2 separate regions of the Homo sapiens genome follow, and region 2 is linked to region 1. Evidence: chromatin loops called from intact Hi-C (ENCODE). Cell type or tissue: CD14-positive monocyte. All regions are shown on one strand. Links, peaks and the distances in the headings refer to the core of each region. The heading gives the core; the rest is flanking DNA.

Region 1 (8,807 bases), core at 444-8,443:
GTAGTCTCAGCTACTCGGGAGGCTGAGGCAGGAGAACTGCTTGAACCAGGGAGGCAGTGGTTGCAGTTAGCCACTCACTGCACTCCAGCCTGGGCAACAGAGCCAGCCTCTGTCTCAAAAAAATAAACAAAACTTATTTAATTTTAAAAAACTAAAAATCACCTCTGACTATAGAATCTTACCTTGCTTGAAAATGCAAAGCATCAGCGAGTATTATAACTAACTACTCTGCACCACTAGATTTCATAGGAAAACAAAATAACCTAGAAAATGGAAAAAAATGAAAAAACAAAAAAACCCCAGAATTCTTTATCTTAATAATGGCATGGGACTGCCACTCACCCCAGAGCACTTCCTGGATATTCAAAGTGAGGTTAAAGAGCATAGTCACATTGCCTTCACACAGCAAACTGGAAGTAGCCCTATAAGGGAGGCCACTAGCAAGATTTCCAGTGGCAGTAAGACTTGTCTGTTTTCTCTTCCTGAAAATAAAGCATAGTACCACGAGGGCATCTCACTCCATCCAAAACTCTCCTTATCCTTCAGAGGAAGTCTAACTATATTCTAGAGACTTCAGCCCTATATATAAGTGGAAGAATTACAACTGAGTTTTTGGCTTTTGGTCCCTCATAGTAGTCATTACTTCCCTTTACATCAATGTTACTTAAAGTTTACAACAATTTAAGGCTCATTGCAAATGACATGGATAGCCTGCAATTCTGATGATCTGATGGTGCCTTGGTTAGGTACCCTCTGTCTATTAACAGGTTTTTCACATTATTTCAAATTTGGCTTTCACCCTTTCTAACATATTCTCAAAGAACATGTATACCAATTGTTATATCTGTAATTTTCTTTTTTATGCATTTGCCACCTAATAACTAAACAGTCACCCCTTGAATTTCTATGTCCTTAATTTGGTGTACAAGTTGACCTTATTTTTGTTATATTCATAAGAGCTTAAACTTCATCTTTATGGTCCTTTTTCTGATCAACTGTGTCATGTCTCTTGCTGTATTTCCTTACCTCAGACACTTTTACATCTTGCTGCACTACCCTTCCATCTGGCAAATGGCCTTTTATGACTTTTTACTTACAAAATTGGCATGCTTCTGTGTTCTGAATATTTTCTGTATTATACGTATACTTCCTACATATATTAAAATCATTGTGTATCTCTTCAATATCACTTTTTGGCAGATTAGTGTTTCAATTTTTTTCTAAGAAAACATAAACATAATATCTGAATGGATTGGATGTCTGTTAAAGCTGCTAGGCTACTAATAAATAAATCTACTAATGAACATCAGTGTTACTGTCTTCTTTGCTCTGCATGACTTTTAATGTGGCCATTTAGGAAATTCAATATATCTCTGTAAAATATACTCCACTATTTTCTCTTAGAAGATTCATCTAACATTCAAAAATTAGCTATAGCTGTAACTAACAAAAATAAATGTCCAATGCCATTAAGAAAATATGCAAGTGAAGTGAAAATGAAAAAAATAACTTTAAAATTAAAATATAAGAAACTGATGGTCAAATAAATGCTAAGTCATTGTGGGTTTTCTTTTATTTATAAGAGGGTAGACAGACTGGAATTAACTTCCCTTGTCTTCAATCCTATCATTCTAGCCACAGTAATGGAGAAAAGCTTGTTAATTTATTAAGGATAATATAAATAACTCACACATGGGTTCTACAGCTTTGATATTTGCTAACTTTTAACTTTAACCAGATCACTTAACTCTTTGCATTTCCAATTATTCCTATTTAAAATGAGAGACTGGGCGTATTTGATATTCTAGTGACTAAACTGTGATGAAAAAAGAGCATAGTCACATTGAAAAAAGATTTCTTCTTTTCTATTTTGTCTCCCTTACCCCACATTCTCTAAAAACATCTGTATTAGTCATGGTTCTCTAGAGGAACAGGACTATTGGGACAGAGGTATTTATGAAAGGGAGTTTAAAGATAATTGACTCAAATGATCGTAAAGTGAAATCCCACAACAGGCTGTCTGCAAGCTGAGTAGCAAGGAAGTCACTCCAAGTCCCAAAACCTCAAAAGTAGGGAAGCCGATTGTGCAGCCTTCAGTCTGTGGCTGAAGGCCTGAGAGCCCCTGGCAAACCATTGATGTAAGTCCAAGATTCCAAAAGCTGAAGAACTTGGAGTCCACTGTTCTAGGGCAGGAAGCATCCAGCATGGGAGAAAGATAAAGGCCGGAAGACTCAGCCAGTCTAGTCCTTCCAAAGTCTTCTGCCTCCTTTTATTCTAGCCATGCTGGCAGCTGATTAGATGGTGCCCACCCAGATTGAGTGTGGGTCTGTTTCTCCCAGTCCACTGACTCAAATGTTAATCTCCTTTAGCAACACCCTCACAGACACACCCAGGAACAATACTTTGCATCCATCAATCCAATCGAGTTGACATTCAACCTTAACCATCACAACATCCTTACTTTCTTTCTAGCCCAATAATTAGTTTTGTGAATATTTGTCAAATTTGTAAAATTATATAGTTTTAACTACATTTATAGTATATAGTTTTAAGAATCATCTATGTATCATTGTGTGTGCCGCTCATATGTAGAAGAAGCCCACTTTTAGTGTGTGTGCCAGCCAATACTGTGCAGTTCATTAAAAGTCAATAGGAGACAGTCATGTGAATGACCAATTTACTTTACATATTTAGAAAGTGACAGATTGATTAAGTAACTGATCGAGTTATAACTAATTGGTAGTAGCATAAGGAATAAATTATCTGACCCTTATTTACACCTATTATATTTTTTGCTATACATTTTACTGCCTTTTCTGAATTCTCTTCAGTATTTTATTGTATTTTTTAATAAAAATTTTATACTTTCCCCTCATATTAGTGATTCACGGTCAACTTGTTGTGAGCTATGCTCCTAAGCCATTTTTCTGTTGGACTTATGGGATATTTTTGTTTTTCTTCTCTAACATACAGCACCATACTTGTCTTAATTGAACTTTATTCTGTCTCTGTTTTTTTTTTTTTTTTTTGCTTAACTGTAGTTTCCTCTAATCTTTTTGGGCCTCAGTTTCCTCCTTTATACAATAAGAAAGTTTGGGTAGATTAACTCCTGAGGTACTTTTTACCTCCAAAACATCATTCTCCATGTTGGGACTGAATCAATCTTTGGCTCCTTAAAGCCAGTTTCAGATTTAAAGAGTATGTTCTATGTTTTATCATCCTGACACTTGATAAGAAGATAGACAAACACCAGGCCTCAGATGAACTCTTCAGGGCATCATTTGTTACATTCTCCTGAGTTGACACTAATGCATTGATTATATCCTTATTTCTTATTTATTGTCTGCAAATGTTTTCAGTTTGGAAAACATTTGTTGATTTTTTACAAAATTTCTGGGGTAGATTAATTTTATGAAGCCTTTGTTTTTAAAAATCTTCGTGCTTCTTCAATTTGATAAGGTTATACAAATTCATTTCAAGTATTATTTTTCAAGATTTTAAGAGGATGAAAATGTTAAAGCAGTGCAGTTTAGTTCAAAATACCAGTATTCTATTAATTCTATGAATAGAAAATTTATCCAGTATTTAAGATTGAGAGGCAAATGCACTATAATTATTGTTAGAGGCCTAGAAAGCTTGAATTACTCTCACAAAGTAATCTAGCTTTATTTTGTCTCTGAAAACCTTAATGGAATTTACCAAACTAGATGTTACAGTTTCATTATTTTCAACAAATTAATATAACAATTTTAAGACTAAAAAACAACATTCTAATTTTTCAAGAACTTCATTTAGCTTTGCTATAAACCACAATACCAAACTTGTCTTCAGTCCTTTTAAGACATTTACTTAATTAATTCAAATCTGTTTTGCTCCTTCTGTAAAACATCTTTGAATATAATGCACTGTTCTGCTTCCAGGATTTTGTTTTTATTGTCTCTAGAAAATGGTCATGATTTTTACTTTGCCAGCAGAGGGCACATATGCATATCCTTTGTTTCTTCTAATCTACCAAAAGGAAATTTAAAAAGAAAAAGAAAAAGAAAAGAAAAAAGCCATATTTGGTTCTGTAAGATCTTACCTTATTTGAACTGAGTCTAACCGAAAAAATAAAAAAACCACCAACACCACATCCCATATTAACATTTTCTCTTAAATATCTCATGTCTAAATGAAAATCAAAATAGACTCGAATACTACCATCACTAAACCACAACATCAATTTAAAATATCTATTTTGCTCTGCAAAATTTGGCTGAAAATTTTACCCCTTATTTTGTTCTGATTATATTTTGGTCTGGTATTTCTGCTTTTGATATTCAATTCTGGACCTAGAGTTAGCAAAAAAAAAAAAAAAAGTGGTCACCTAACATTTATTTATTTAACAAAAATTCAAACTATTAATCTATGCTTTAGTCTAAAGTTAATATGAACACATATGCTGAATATCTAATTTGGGCAGAAATTAAAATGTTTCTGAGAGAACATTTTTAAACAAAGTGAGTTGGACTGAAGCAATAAAAATTAGTCTATTGACCATTTTGGTTAGTGGCTTAAGAACACCTGTGAACATTTTAATCTTCTAGCTACTTTCAATGAACTGACGGAACCATGGTGTTTTTCACACTCTCAGCTAAATGAGCATAGAGGAGCATCTGTAATTTCAACATTATGCATATGCATCAAGTAATTATATAATTGCAGATATGTGGTGTCTGCACACATCTAAAGGTTATGCTTTTAAAATGGAAAAGTACTGTTAAAAAGCAGAAGTCACAGGCTCATATGCTAATATCCATCTCCAGCAGCATAAATTTAAAAAATTTTGTATAAGCCACTGTACACCTGATATGCACCAAAACCAAGCAAAAACTCAGAAATGTAAGTTTACATGCTATATCAGCTTTTAAAAAATTATGATGGAGTAAGTCAAGATGATTGATAATTGATACTGGTTATTCCAAATTTGGTGTATATGGAATAAGAGCCACAAGTAATATTTTATTACCGAATTGTTTAAATCAGGACACTTTGGTCTTACTTTTAAAAAATACGTTATTTTAACTTCAAATACAGAAAAATAGTAATAAGAATGTAAGTAATGAGTTCATTCAAGGTTTAGGTTCTGCTATTTTTTAAATACTCAAGCAAAGATAATTAAATGTGATTACAGTATCAGGAGAGACAAGGCTCTAGACAAAAGAAGCAAAAGGACTCTGAGAATATAAGACTATTTCTGTTCATAAGGAGTTATTTTTTCCCCAAGAAAAGTCTTTTCCTAGGGTAACCCCAATTTGATTCCCTCCAATGTTAGTGAATGCAAGACCGCTGGGGTTACTATCATTGACACCAAACATTTTGTCAACTCTAAACATCTTAAGTAATTAAAATTGTTGATAGTCTCAAAACTTACATGTTTATATATAGCTTTAGTTAACCTCTGAGTATAACTAATAAGTATTAATTTTTATAAATAACTAGTGCCCTGCAGCCCATAGTATTTTAATGCTTTTGTGTCTCTTTTTCAAATAAAATGGAAACTACACACAGTCTTAAAATATTGACTCTGTTTAACATCGAGGAGCTGGAATGTTACATAGAAAAAGGAAACAGAGAGAGGGAGATTATGCTCACATGGAATCATCAGGAAAGTTGAGTACCTTATAAAGAAACAGATTGTGCACCCTTGAGTACATCTGTCTTGCATTGTTTCCTACTTAGCTGACACACATCAGTGTCAGAACAATGCTTCCCTGGAGCCATGACTTGTTTTCCTTCTCCTTGTCCTCCTCTCCTTTTCTTCCTTTTTCTTTCTTCTTTCTCCATTTACTCAACTGGGTTATAGTATCATAGTTTACTGAATGCATATCTAAAAATCTTACGTATATTTCATTTTACTTGAAAAACTCATCGGTATCACTGAAAATTAATATAAAATTATAGGACATACATTGAGCAACAAGGCCTAAAGGAGGAGATATAAGATAAGGACTCAGTGCTTCTAATTTTTAAAAATATGTATGTTGGACCTATCCTAACCAATCTCTCATCTTTAGGTCTTAGTTTACTTCCTTTCCCAAAACAAACAAAAAACAAAAGAAAACAACAACAACAAAGCCTGGCTTATATTTCTATGCCCTACTTTAAATTGGTTATATAATTTGATGCATATATTTTAATTTATGCTAGTCTGACTTATAGAGACATTTTCAAATGTGCAGCAATTGACTTCTCCTTTAGTAATAAGGAAGTGAAGATAAACTTGTGGTTCCTTAAGGTATGAATTTACTGGGGGTTTCCAGTAAATGATTCGTCTTGAAATAAAGCAGAACTAGAACATAAACATTGATGACTGCACCAATTAACTAAATGCGTTTACCATTTTAATCATTACATTTTTAAAAATTATTATTGTACCTGTTTTCTTTTTGATCACTCAGGATGTGTGGACCAAGTGGATAAACCAAGTCAATTAACACAGTCACCTGAAAGAGCTGAAAAAAATAATATTTTTGTTACCTGGGTAGCTTTTATATTATTTTTATTATTTTGAGGTATTCGTGTTTATCCAGTTTCTTGATCTTTGAAGATAGTGGATAATACAGACATATTATTTCTGTCCTAATCTGCCTTGGTGCAAACTAAACCTGTTACACTGAAGTAATTATTTGTTAGCTTCTATGTGAATGATTTTGTGTTAATGATTCAATAGTACAATTACAATGTGATAATTTTCTTTTTACAAGAGATGACACAACATTGTTTCTTCCTAAACAATGGTCAAATGAAAAAAATGTGGGTAAAAATGGGTTTTGCAATAGATGTGTGAATAAATACTGATTTTCAGCCTTTAGTGACTTTCTGAGTTCATTGCACACATGCAGAAGAAGAGTGCAGCATTCATAGGCAATAATTTACAAAAGAAACCAGAAGAACTAAAATAGTTTATAATTAAAGAAATGGAGCTGGCTGAGGGCAGAGAAAGGCAGAGTGGAGGACTGCAGGTACAGGTGACCTCTTCCACAGCCATCATTCAGAAGGCTCCAGGTTCATGGATGTCTGCTATTTAAATATGGGAGTGTACCTTAAGGTTGATGGAAGGGGATTGTTGGTAGTGGTGACAGGAGGTGTGATGATAGAATCTAACTAGGTGGTTGCTAGCAGATTGGAAACAAAAGGGAGGTCACATCTATTCAGCAGCTAAAATGTGCTAATACCAAATTAGATGCTTAGTCAATATAACCACCTCTGCATGTGGTAAGTGCTCAAACCTCAGAGAAGCAGTTAATTATCTCTCCTCAATTTACCAGCCTCCGCTCGAAACCCAACTTTAGCCATATATTTTATGCCATATTTGTGGGAAATGTGTCTTACCCTCTTTATGAGAAAGAATCAATCTATTTCTTCCCCAGAGAGTAATATTTAATCACCCCTGTGTTATTAGGCTTATGATTGGGATTATGATTATTATTCTCATTTGCCTTGGAGGCTTTGTGCTTTCAAAGCCTTTACAACAAATCCCATACCCACATACAAAGGTTGACTGATAACCAGTTATCCAGCACCCTTTATTAACTGGGTCTTGATATTTGATATTTCTTATCAGTGTATGGTCTTAAGTTGTTCTTATTCTACACAGAGTAATGAAGGCCACACACAAACATATTTCAATTAGTAATTGTATATACGAGTCAACTTTATAAATTTGAGATCTAAAAATAATACTTTCGTTGAAGAGTGGCTCCTAATTTTTTTAAATTTTAAAAACTAATACAAATGATTAAAAGAGGAAGAATATTATTGGCTGATGTCTAGGAATTTATGTATAGTTTCTTTTAAGAAAATCTAAGGGCATTATAGGCAAAGAAAAAATGTTAATCATCTAAGGTCCCAGTTTACTGAGTCACTATTGAAAGACTAATACAACAAATAAAGTAGAGAAGAAAATGTTCCATACAGTTTGTCAGTACAAAGTTTTTCTTGGATACATCTTGATATATTCTCAGTTTTTTAAAATTTAACAATTCAATTAATATTTCTTTTATCTCCTAACATATACAAGAGAATGTACTAGGTGCATTTGGGAATAATTATATTTCAAAGTATCAAGTGCTTCCTTTTTGCCAAGTGTTATGTTAAGTGTTGTACATATAATAGCTCATTATTTATTAAATAGTCTCACAAGAAAAGTTTTGCTGCTATCTCTATTTTACTGAGGGAAATTGAGACACAGAGAGGTTAACTAATTTACCCAAAGTCACAAAGCTTATAAATGATTTATTCCACCTCTGCATGTGGTAAGCGCTTAAACCTCAGAAAAGCACTTACTTATCTCTCCTCAATTTACCAGCCTCCACCTGAAACCTAATTTTAAGGACAACTTTTGGACAAATGTAGCATTAACTCCAGAGGTTTTACTCTTTTTAGTTTGAAAATAAATATTCTCTGCTTACTGATATATTTCTCCAGATTCAGTGGAAAAGTTATTTTTTTCTGTTACTGCTTTATTTTTTAAAAGATTTAAAATTTTAACAAACAAAAAGCAAATAAAATAAACACAAAGCCTGAAACATATTCAGTGCTGGCGTAGTTTAATTGTTTGCTCTGCTTCCTTTGGTAAGTGATTTAAAAAGTCATTTGTTTGTTCTAAAAACAAGCGAAGCAAACAAAAAATACATATTCCATGCTATTTGGGAAATGTAATATGGAACAAAAGTTCACATTAATGAGAACCTGGACTAGCTTCATTAATTTGTGAGCCTAGTACAAAATGAATACATGAAGTCCCCTGTTTAAAAATGATTAAT
Region 2 (8,807 bases), core at 574-8,573, 53 kb after region 1:
TCACAAATACATAATGCCATGAATCTGCCATTACACTGTCATACAGAATATGTTCACTACCCTAAAAATCCCTTGTGCTTCACCTTGTACCTCTAGATAAGAGTGATTCTATAATATTGCATTTTTATGTGTAAAACTCTAATGTGATTGTAGTTTGAGCATAAAATTCTATTTTATGGGTATTTCAAGATTGATTTAGGAGCTAGAATAGCATGATTCTTCTTAGAACACCTTTAGTATTCTTTCATTGTACATTATTTCTATTAATTTTTGTGGGTACCACTGTAATAAAGTAAGAATTTAAAGCCTTGTTTTTAACTCAAAAAATTTGCATTTTAATTTAAATTGATAAATGAGTGAAAAATAATACACAGCATTAGATGACAGGCTAGCAGGCAGTAGGATTAAGTGCTGAATGAGTGACACCAATAAAATTGGGGAGGTGTTCAGTGGAGTGATCATACACAAGGGCAGAGGTTAAGACAGAAGCTAAGTGGATTAGGAGGGGCTTGAGAGGAGTGTGATATGGATAGGCTGAGAGAAGGGAGAGCATTCGGGCAGGTGAAAGGGCTGGCCAAAAGCTCTAGAAAGAGGAATGTCTATGCTGTGTCTCTATGCTGCTCTTGGAGCACAGGCAGTTTGTGAGGCTATGTTTGGTCCCATTTGCTAAAAGCCTTTGCCCACATTCCTCACTGGGAACATGCTAATTTCCTGGTGGCACTGCAGGTAAGCAAGACTCACGTGCTCTGTTCCCAAGATTCGCAGTCTTTGCCTTCTCAGCTCTCCTTACCTCAGCCCTGGAAAATGTCTTCCTAGTTTAGACACAATCTTTTCACTTCATATTACTCTGCTTAGGGATTCTAATATAGACTTATGTTTTCCGGGGGCAAAATTGACAAAAAGGGAAGTAAATATCATTTTTTTGGTTTTGTTTTCTAGTCTGTTTCAAATGCCTTTTAAGGCAAAGAAATGCAGGGGTCTCCATGTTTTGTGTGGATGAGAGCAGAGGGAAGAAACGGATAATACAGGAAGAAAATGAAAACAACTTAGATTAAAATCTCAAAAATATCATTTTATCACAGAAATGACTGGACTAAAATATCCCAAGCTTGTCTCAAAATTAATTTTGGAACCAAAGATGTCTGATGTTACCAAGATAACATCTTGTCACAGTCTTTTAGGGAAGTAAAGAGCAATTTCTAATGACAGGGGATGAAAGACTGAAGAATGAATGAATTATATTTGCTGTTACTAATGATTTGCCTTTATTAGTAACCTTCAACCATGAGGTAGCAGAAGAGGCAATAGGGCAGGTTTAATAAAGAGGTCCCAGCACTGGCAAGGGGGTTCAGTGCAATTCACCCAGTAAGACTTGCTAAGGAGACAAACTGGACTTTAGAGGGAAGTCTGGAGCAATTAGAACAAGAAAGTAAGTCTTTTAAGTCATAGAAGGAAATTACATCAGAGTAAAAATAAGTATCCTAACTCCAGTAGGCAATTTGTAACACGTAGAACTTTAAGAAGTTGGAAAAATAAACATAAAAAGGCCATGTGCAGTGGCTCACGCCTGTAATCCCAGCACTTTGGAAGGCTGAGGCTGGTGGATCACCTGAGGTCAGGAGTTCGAGCCCAGCCTGGCCAACAGGGCGAAACCCCGTCTCTACTAAAAATACAAAAATTCGCTGGGTGTGGTAGCAGGTGCCTATAATCCAAGCTACTCGGGAGGCTAAGACACAAGAATCACTTGAACCCAGGAGGCAGAGGTTGCAGTGAGCCAAGATTGCGCCACTGCACTCCAGCCTGGGCGATAGAGCGAGACTCAGTCTCAAAAATAATAGTAATAATAACAACATAAGGAGACAGTAAAAAGTCTGTGTTGTGATTCCCAGGACACAAGCTACTTATGCTTTGCCCCTTTATAAAAATATACTCTACCTAACTGAGTGAGGAAAAGACTGCTCTGGAGGCTGGCATTCATCATGCTGGGACCGAGAGCTTGGATGTGTTAGGGGTGAAGCTGGGGTGAAGTAGCAGAGATTAGGGAGAGACTACTACACTTGCACTATGTTATTCTGAATCAGAGAGGAAACACTCGGAGTTATTTAATGGTTTCATTTACACTAAAACACGTAGTCTTCAGTATCTAGAATATTGCCTGAAACACAGTGGCTGTGTAGTAAGTGGTAATTAAACCCAAGAAATTATGTGGGTATAGCTAATGTAGGAGTCACAACTCATTAATAGCTCTTTTTTTCAAATGGACTAAAACAACATACATTTACTATTTTACAGTTTCTGAGGGTCAGGATTCCAGGCATGGCTTAGCCTGGACTCATTCAATGACCAACAAGGTATCTTCAGGCTGCATTCCTTTCCTAGGTTCAGAGTTCTCTTTCAGGCTCACATGGCTGTTGGTAGAATTCAGCTCCTTGCAGTTGTAGGACTGAGGTCCCCATTTCCATGCTGTCATCAGTAAGGGACCCTACTTGCCTCCCAGAGGCTCCTGCAGGCACTGTCACAAGAGGGTAGCTTATTTTCTGGAGGTCTTTAGGAGGGTCTAATTGAAGGCTTTCATCTGATTAAGTCAAGCCCACCCAGGATAATCTCCTTACTTTTTGATGAACTCAAAATCAACTGATTTAGGAGCTTACTTACATCTGAAAGGATCCTTCACCTTTGCCATATTCTTGTCATGACATTTTAAAATTCAGCCTGGACCAAGGAAAACCCAATTGTCCAAAGTTCTCTTGTGTTAGCTTGTGGAGAACATTGCAATATTATTATCATTCCTAAATTTCTTTGTATCTAAATTGAAATATCACAGACATAAAACATTTGTGAATTTTAACCACATGATCAGGTATCATAGAATCATTAATTCATAGAACGTTAGAGAATAAATATAAAAACATTAGTCCTATTTCATTCACCTACAACTTGTTCTCTGTTAGCGAATGTACAAATAATTCATTTTCAGAAACGTAAGCATTCAGTATTAAATGGAAATATTTACAAAATGTTAGACTAGAGATTAATTGGGATTTACTGACATTATCATAGAAACTCAAAATTCGGTCAAACAAAAATTTTAGTCATATCCCAAACGCTTTTATCAGATTTTCACAGAGTATGGTGAATATCATCATTCACGCCATAGACACTGCCATTTTTCAACAAATACTACTTGAATGAACATTTTGATCTGTGAAAATGCAAGGTTAGCTCTTTCCTTGGTTTTATTTTCATTTTTTCAAAGTATTTATATATTATGTAGAATACATTTTCTGGAAATACTTTTAAACAATTCTTGAGGTAGGGTACTTTGTTTTCCTGTGGGATGAAGGAGGTGATTTATAGTAGTTATAAGTCTGTCCCTTTAAATTTTTATATTCTCAACCTGCAAAGAATGAAATCTCAGCAAATAAAAGTATGTCAGTGGGAAAACTCACAGTGATTGTTCTCTGCTGGAAGGATTAAGTAAATGTAGAGTTTCAAGCAGGCTTAGGCAGTGAACTGTAAAAGACTAAGGGAATGTGAAGGTAAAAATCTATCTTCCCTCACCAACTGATCATGTTGCCAGTACCATACTCTGGAAGTAGCAATGAGGTTACCTTTCCTTTCCTTTTCTCTGCCTCTCCAGCAGCTGAGAGTTGAACCCTCAGTACCAACACCTGCTGACAAATCAGGGCACTGCTTATGGTTAGTAACAGGATAAGGCATGTAACCTAAGAGTCTGGCCACTGCCTTTTAGCTCTTTCAAAACGAGGTTCCTTATGACTTGCAATACTTGCCTTCCAAGTTTCTTATTGAGGGTCTAATGAAAGAATATTTACAGAAGAGTTTTGTAAACACCATATAAATATTAGTATGTATGATATTCCCTCAGGAAGTACATATATATATATAAATACACACACTGTATATACACTGTAAGAATCTAAATTAGTTATTTCTTTTTATAGCAAAATCATTTTAAAAACTGTTGTCTAGTAATAATTCTGTGAACTTGTGTACTGCTTTTACTCTTGTGTACTACTCTGATGTACTTTTTATAATAAAATAACATAAAAATTTGTCTCTACCACTCCAGAAACTGAACTAAGATTCTTAATAGGTTAATGCCTCATTCATTTCTCAAAACAATCATGAGACATAGGTATTGTTATTTTAATTAACAAATGAGAAAACTAAATGCTAGGGGCTGTCATTGAATTTAAAAACAAAAATCTTCTTGATTCAGACATAAGAGGAGAAACACCAAATTAGGAACACACACCTTTGGATTTACGATAGTTAAAATCATAAGCTGGTGGCTGAGATATATATAATAATTTAATTGATTGACAGACATTATTATTCTCATCGGTAGAATGAGGAAATTGAAGATGGGGGCGGTTAGTAATTTGACCAAGCTGAAGATGAGAACCAAGACTTGAATTCAGATAGGCTTGAGCTAAAACTTTTGATATTTCCATTTATTTATTTATTCAGAAATATTTCCAGAGTACCTTCTAAGTTATAGAATTACTGGGCAAATTGCCATAGCTACTTCTGTCATGGAGTTTCAAGTTGACAGATAAATAAGAGTTAATCTACCTACCAAATAAGGAAATGGAACTGACTCATAATTCAAGTATCAGCAAAATCTCTCCCTAGAGGAGATCCTTCCCCTCAATAGTCATTACCACTCTATCCTATTATAGTTTCATCATAGCACTTATTTGTTTGTTGAGTTGCTTTTTGGTTTATTTTTTGCATGTGTTCCACTAGGACAGAAGCCCCTAAGATCAAGGATCTTATCTAATTGACTATTGCTCCCCAGTGCCTGGAATCATGCCTACTTATCCCATCATTTAATTATTCATTAAATGTTTGTTAAAAGAAGTGAAAGAAGGACTCCTGAGAAGTACAGAGTACTAGGAGAAAGTATTTTACCTGATATGAGAAATCACAGATATTTGAGGGAGTAAGATTTGTACTGCAAATCTGAAGAATGAATGAGGTTCTAAAGGAGTATGTGTGTGGACACATGTGCACCTATATGTTGGGAAAGGGGGCAGCAACAAGCTTCAGGTAGAAGAGGAAGTGTGTGCCAAGGCCTGTGGTCGGGCAGAGCATGCCAAATAGGAAAAAAGGAGAAAAGACCAGCCCAAAGAGCCAGCGCAGTTCAGTGCAACACTTGGCGGAGAAGCAGGCCAGGCTAGAGGCTTGTAGGAAATTCGACTTTATCTGAAAAGTAATGAGGAACCATTGAAATATTTTAATCAGGAAAGAAGTTTGAGTTTTGATGTTTGAGTTTTCAGCAAGACATATTTTCAATGTGAAGAGAAGAGAGAAATGGGTCAACCGGATAGAGACATCCCACTTTGGAGTCTCTGCAACAGTCCAGAAATGAAGCCAAAGGAACTTTGCTAACCTTTGATTATGGTGATAAGAAAAGTTGTTGAAATCACGAGCTCTTTAGAAGGTAAAACTACTCAGAGTCTATAATAGAGGTGGAACAAAGAGCAGAGGAAATAGGGGTGGAAGGGATGACTATTAGGTTTCTGGCCTGTGCAATAGAATGGGCGGTGGTACCATCTCTGATGGGGAACATGGCAGAGCAGGTATGGAGGGACATGCATGCCTGCCTTTCCTGTATATGTGATATCTCATTGATACTGAAAGGTTCCGTAGAGTACAGATTTTATTTATGTGTACCAAAGCCTGAGAATTTTCAGAAAGGATAAGGGCATAGCCTAACAACAGAGCTGAGGTACCCTGATTTCAATACTCTGCATGTGAACCATAATATTGTTTAAATAATTATTATATTTCAAACTAGTAAAAGATTACATCCGTATGACCACAAATCTTGAAGTAATTTTTGAGCATTTTTACATTATTAAATTCCTATATGGATCTCAATTTCTAGATTGTGTTTACAACTATATTAATTCTAAAGATAAAAAGATATATGCCTTCACAAGGTTTTCTTTTCATTTTAGAATCAAGCATATTCTGAAAAGTATAATTAACTATTTTCATTTTAATACATCTATCTGAACATTTCCAGGAATTTCAAAGAATAAAGGAAAACTAGAAATAGGTAAATATTGGAATAAGAACATCCGGTACCTAAAATGTGAAAGAAGAATGGGATCTCATTATACAATATAAAAAGGATTACAAAACCCACAGCACAAAGGAGGTCTGTTTCTTTTCTTTTGATGTGTCTGTGTAGTGAAACTGCAATTAGTGGTAATAGGAGTTGCATGTGTAACTCAAAGGAGCTTGATGCAAGATTGCAGCAGGGTACAAAATGGTACAAGCAAAATCTCATTCTCATTACCAACATATAATTTTATTGTCTCGTTTAGATAACATAATTTTTCTGTTATCAGAATTGTCCAACCCATTACATCACAAATGCAATTATAAATTCATTATAAATCACCTAAGCTGATAAAAAATCAAATGTAGCAAATTAATATGAAGTCAAGGAGAGAGAAAGTAAATGGTGGTCAAGTTGTATATGAAATTTACCTTTGTGGTTACAAAGAAGACATGCTTACACTTAAATACTCTGTTCTGATACAGAAACATCTTTTTTAAAATTGGGTTTTTGTTTTAAAATGCTGTTTTTTCTTGGGCAACAGACAATCCCTTCAATTTTGCAATCTGGCATTCCCTTCTTCCTATAATTTCTGCAGTGTTTTTCTAGAAATATCCTGCTTTGGACACTGTTGGTTTTGTTTCTTTCTGTATAGAACTTGCTTGTAAGTTAACATCCATTACACACATCAAACATGTGTAACCATTTAATTGGTATGGATATCATACGTGTATATAACACAAGTCTAAAAAACCAGATGGTCTTCTATGTTGAGTATTAACATATACATCATATCACAGTACACAAAAAAGGCTTTTTACTTAGCAAATTTGTTACATATATCATAGTATTTACGCTATTTATCTTCCTTAAAATGTATTTGACTAATTTTTAAGTTAAATTAATTGATTCAGGCAGTTTCCATTCTCTTCTGCATTTTAATGCATATTCTTCTGTCACAGAAAAAAATACATTTTCACCCTCTAAAGGATTTTTATGTTCATTATATAATACATAATAAACCTATATTAATAATTTTGCCGAGAATATCATGGTGAAATATACATTAGCTTGAACATTGCATCTCTTTTTTTCCCCTCTAATTTATTTAAGTTACTTGCTTAAATATAGAAAATGGTGTCACAGATTTACTCACACTACATTTAAATCTAAAGCAAAAATATAGTCTGCTTATTTTTGTCTACTACCAGTCTGAACTTGAAACCTGAACTTTCTGTGTTGTTGCAGCAGGGGTGGGCCGGGTTGGGGGCGGGGAGATTGCCCAAATTCATTTTAAACATAATTTGAGCAAACACGTAATAGTGTTTAATGCAGGGTTTAATCTCTTTAGATAACAATTCTCTGACTTTCAGACTAAACTAACCTTCTCTCCTTTCTAAGATAGCACTTAACTTAAAAAGAAAAGTCACCCTAGGATCTGCCATGGGTTTTGGGACCTACTCTGCTCTGCCCCTGCTGACCTGATGGTTGTGTAACCCGGTCTGGAAGTCCTTGGGCTTTGATCGCGATTGCTTCCCATCCTCTTTTGAGACTTCATTTTGAAAGAGAAGCCAGCTAAAATTCTTGCCTTTTTGCTGGGTGGGGAGACGGAGTGTGGAAAGAGTAGGTCCTGAAGGTAGAAAATGCCTAATGACTGAGAGATACAATAGATGGAAACTCCACCAAAACTTTCTCTGCTGAATCCCTGTAAGTCCACATCCATTTGCACCTGGCTTTTTTCTTGCCTGTTAACACAATGCAGCAGTGGTCTGCTAACTTTAGTATAGGTGAGAATCACCTGGAAGGCTTGTTAAACCTTAGATTGCTGGGTCCTACCGGAGAATTTCTGGTTTAGCAAGTCTTGAATGGAGCTTGATAATTTGCAAAGCTAATAATTCTCAAGTGAGGCTGAACCGCTGGTGCGGTAACCTTTCATTTAGAAGCGCTGCAGTGAAGCAGTATAACTTTGTACCAAAGATTTGCTACATTTCATTCTTTTCTGTCTTCTTAAAGATCTTGCTTCATTAACTTTTCCTTCTGTTTCTCTATTCTTCAGTCTCTTTCTCTCTAGGGAATCCTTTGAATCAGGATACAGGCATGGCCTACTCTACTTTTACAAAAGCAAAACACAATAAAATTCATACACAACTACAAATAGCTTTCTTGGATCCAAGCTGCATCTCTAGCTACCATATAATCTCTACAAAGCCATGCTTCTTGGAGGAGATTTTTACTCATGCTTTAGCTATTTCATTACCTATTCTTTGTTCTAGCTTTCTGCAATTCAGGTTTTGCTTTTACTACTTCTACCACTACACCATAACTCCTGGTCTGGTTAATGTAAAAAACCTTATGCTTTTATGGCATTATTTTAGTTTTTCTTAGCTAGGACCAAATTACAACTTATGAGAAAATGAAAATTTGAGGGAATTTTAATAACTTGTGGATTCAGGTTCATAGTAGTTCTGCCAGTTATAAGTTGGGTAATTACAGGCAAAGTTTGAATCCCTCTGAGGCTCAGTATTTGCAAATGTTAATGGTATCTGTCTTGTAAGGTTATTTTGAGGATAGGCTATGTATATCTTGCAAGATTAGTTCTAGGCTATTGTGCATATAATGCATAGAATAGTGTTTGCAATGTAAACAGTAGATAATAGTAGTAGAAATAAAGTAATTTTGAAATTTAAAACAGAAAAATGAGATTATTTTGAGT

Evidence for each region. A loop is a pair of places that touch in the nucleus more often than their neighbours do. Peaks named below come from ENCODE experiments on the same cell type or tissue, not always from the same donor. Only the 100,000 strongest peaks of a DNase experiment are listed, where the experiment ranks them.
Region 2: it touches region 1 in a loop (2.2-fold over the local background); 2 of 110 quality-filtered maps call a loop at or near these places.

Annotation. Positions count from the first base shown.
Region 1 is chr4:90,021,467-90,030,273 of GRCh38, forward strand. No RefSeq gene overlaps it. Among named protein-coding and RNA genes, the nearest start is that of CCSER1, 100 kb to the right of the region's middle. In CD14-positive monocyte, for the core only: CTCF peaks have their summits at 3,916 and 4,147; a DNase peak (open chromatin) is centred at 6,285; H3K27ac peaks cover 621 bases.
Region 2 is chr4:90,074,022-90,082,828 of GRCh38, forward strand. LOC105377331 (a long non-coding RNA gene) reads right to left here and starts at 801. Exons shown (of 4, transcript XR_939000.3): 1 at 742-801. In CD14-positive monocyte, for the core only: no CTCF peak of the experiment used is centred there; a DNase peak (open chromatin) is centred at 4,640; H3K27ac peaks cover 1,621 bases.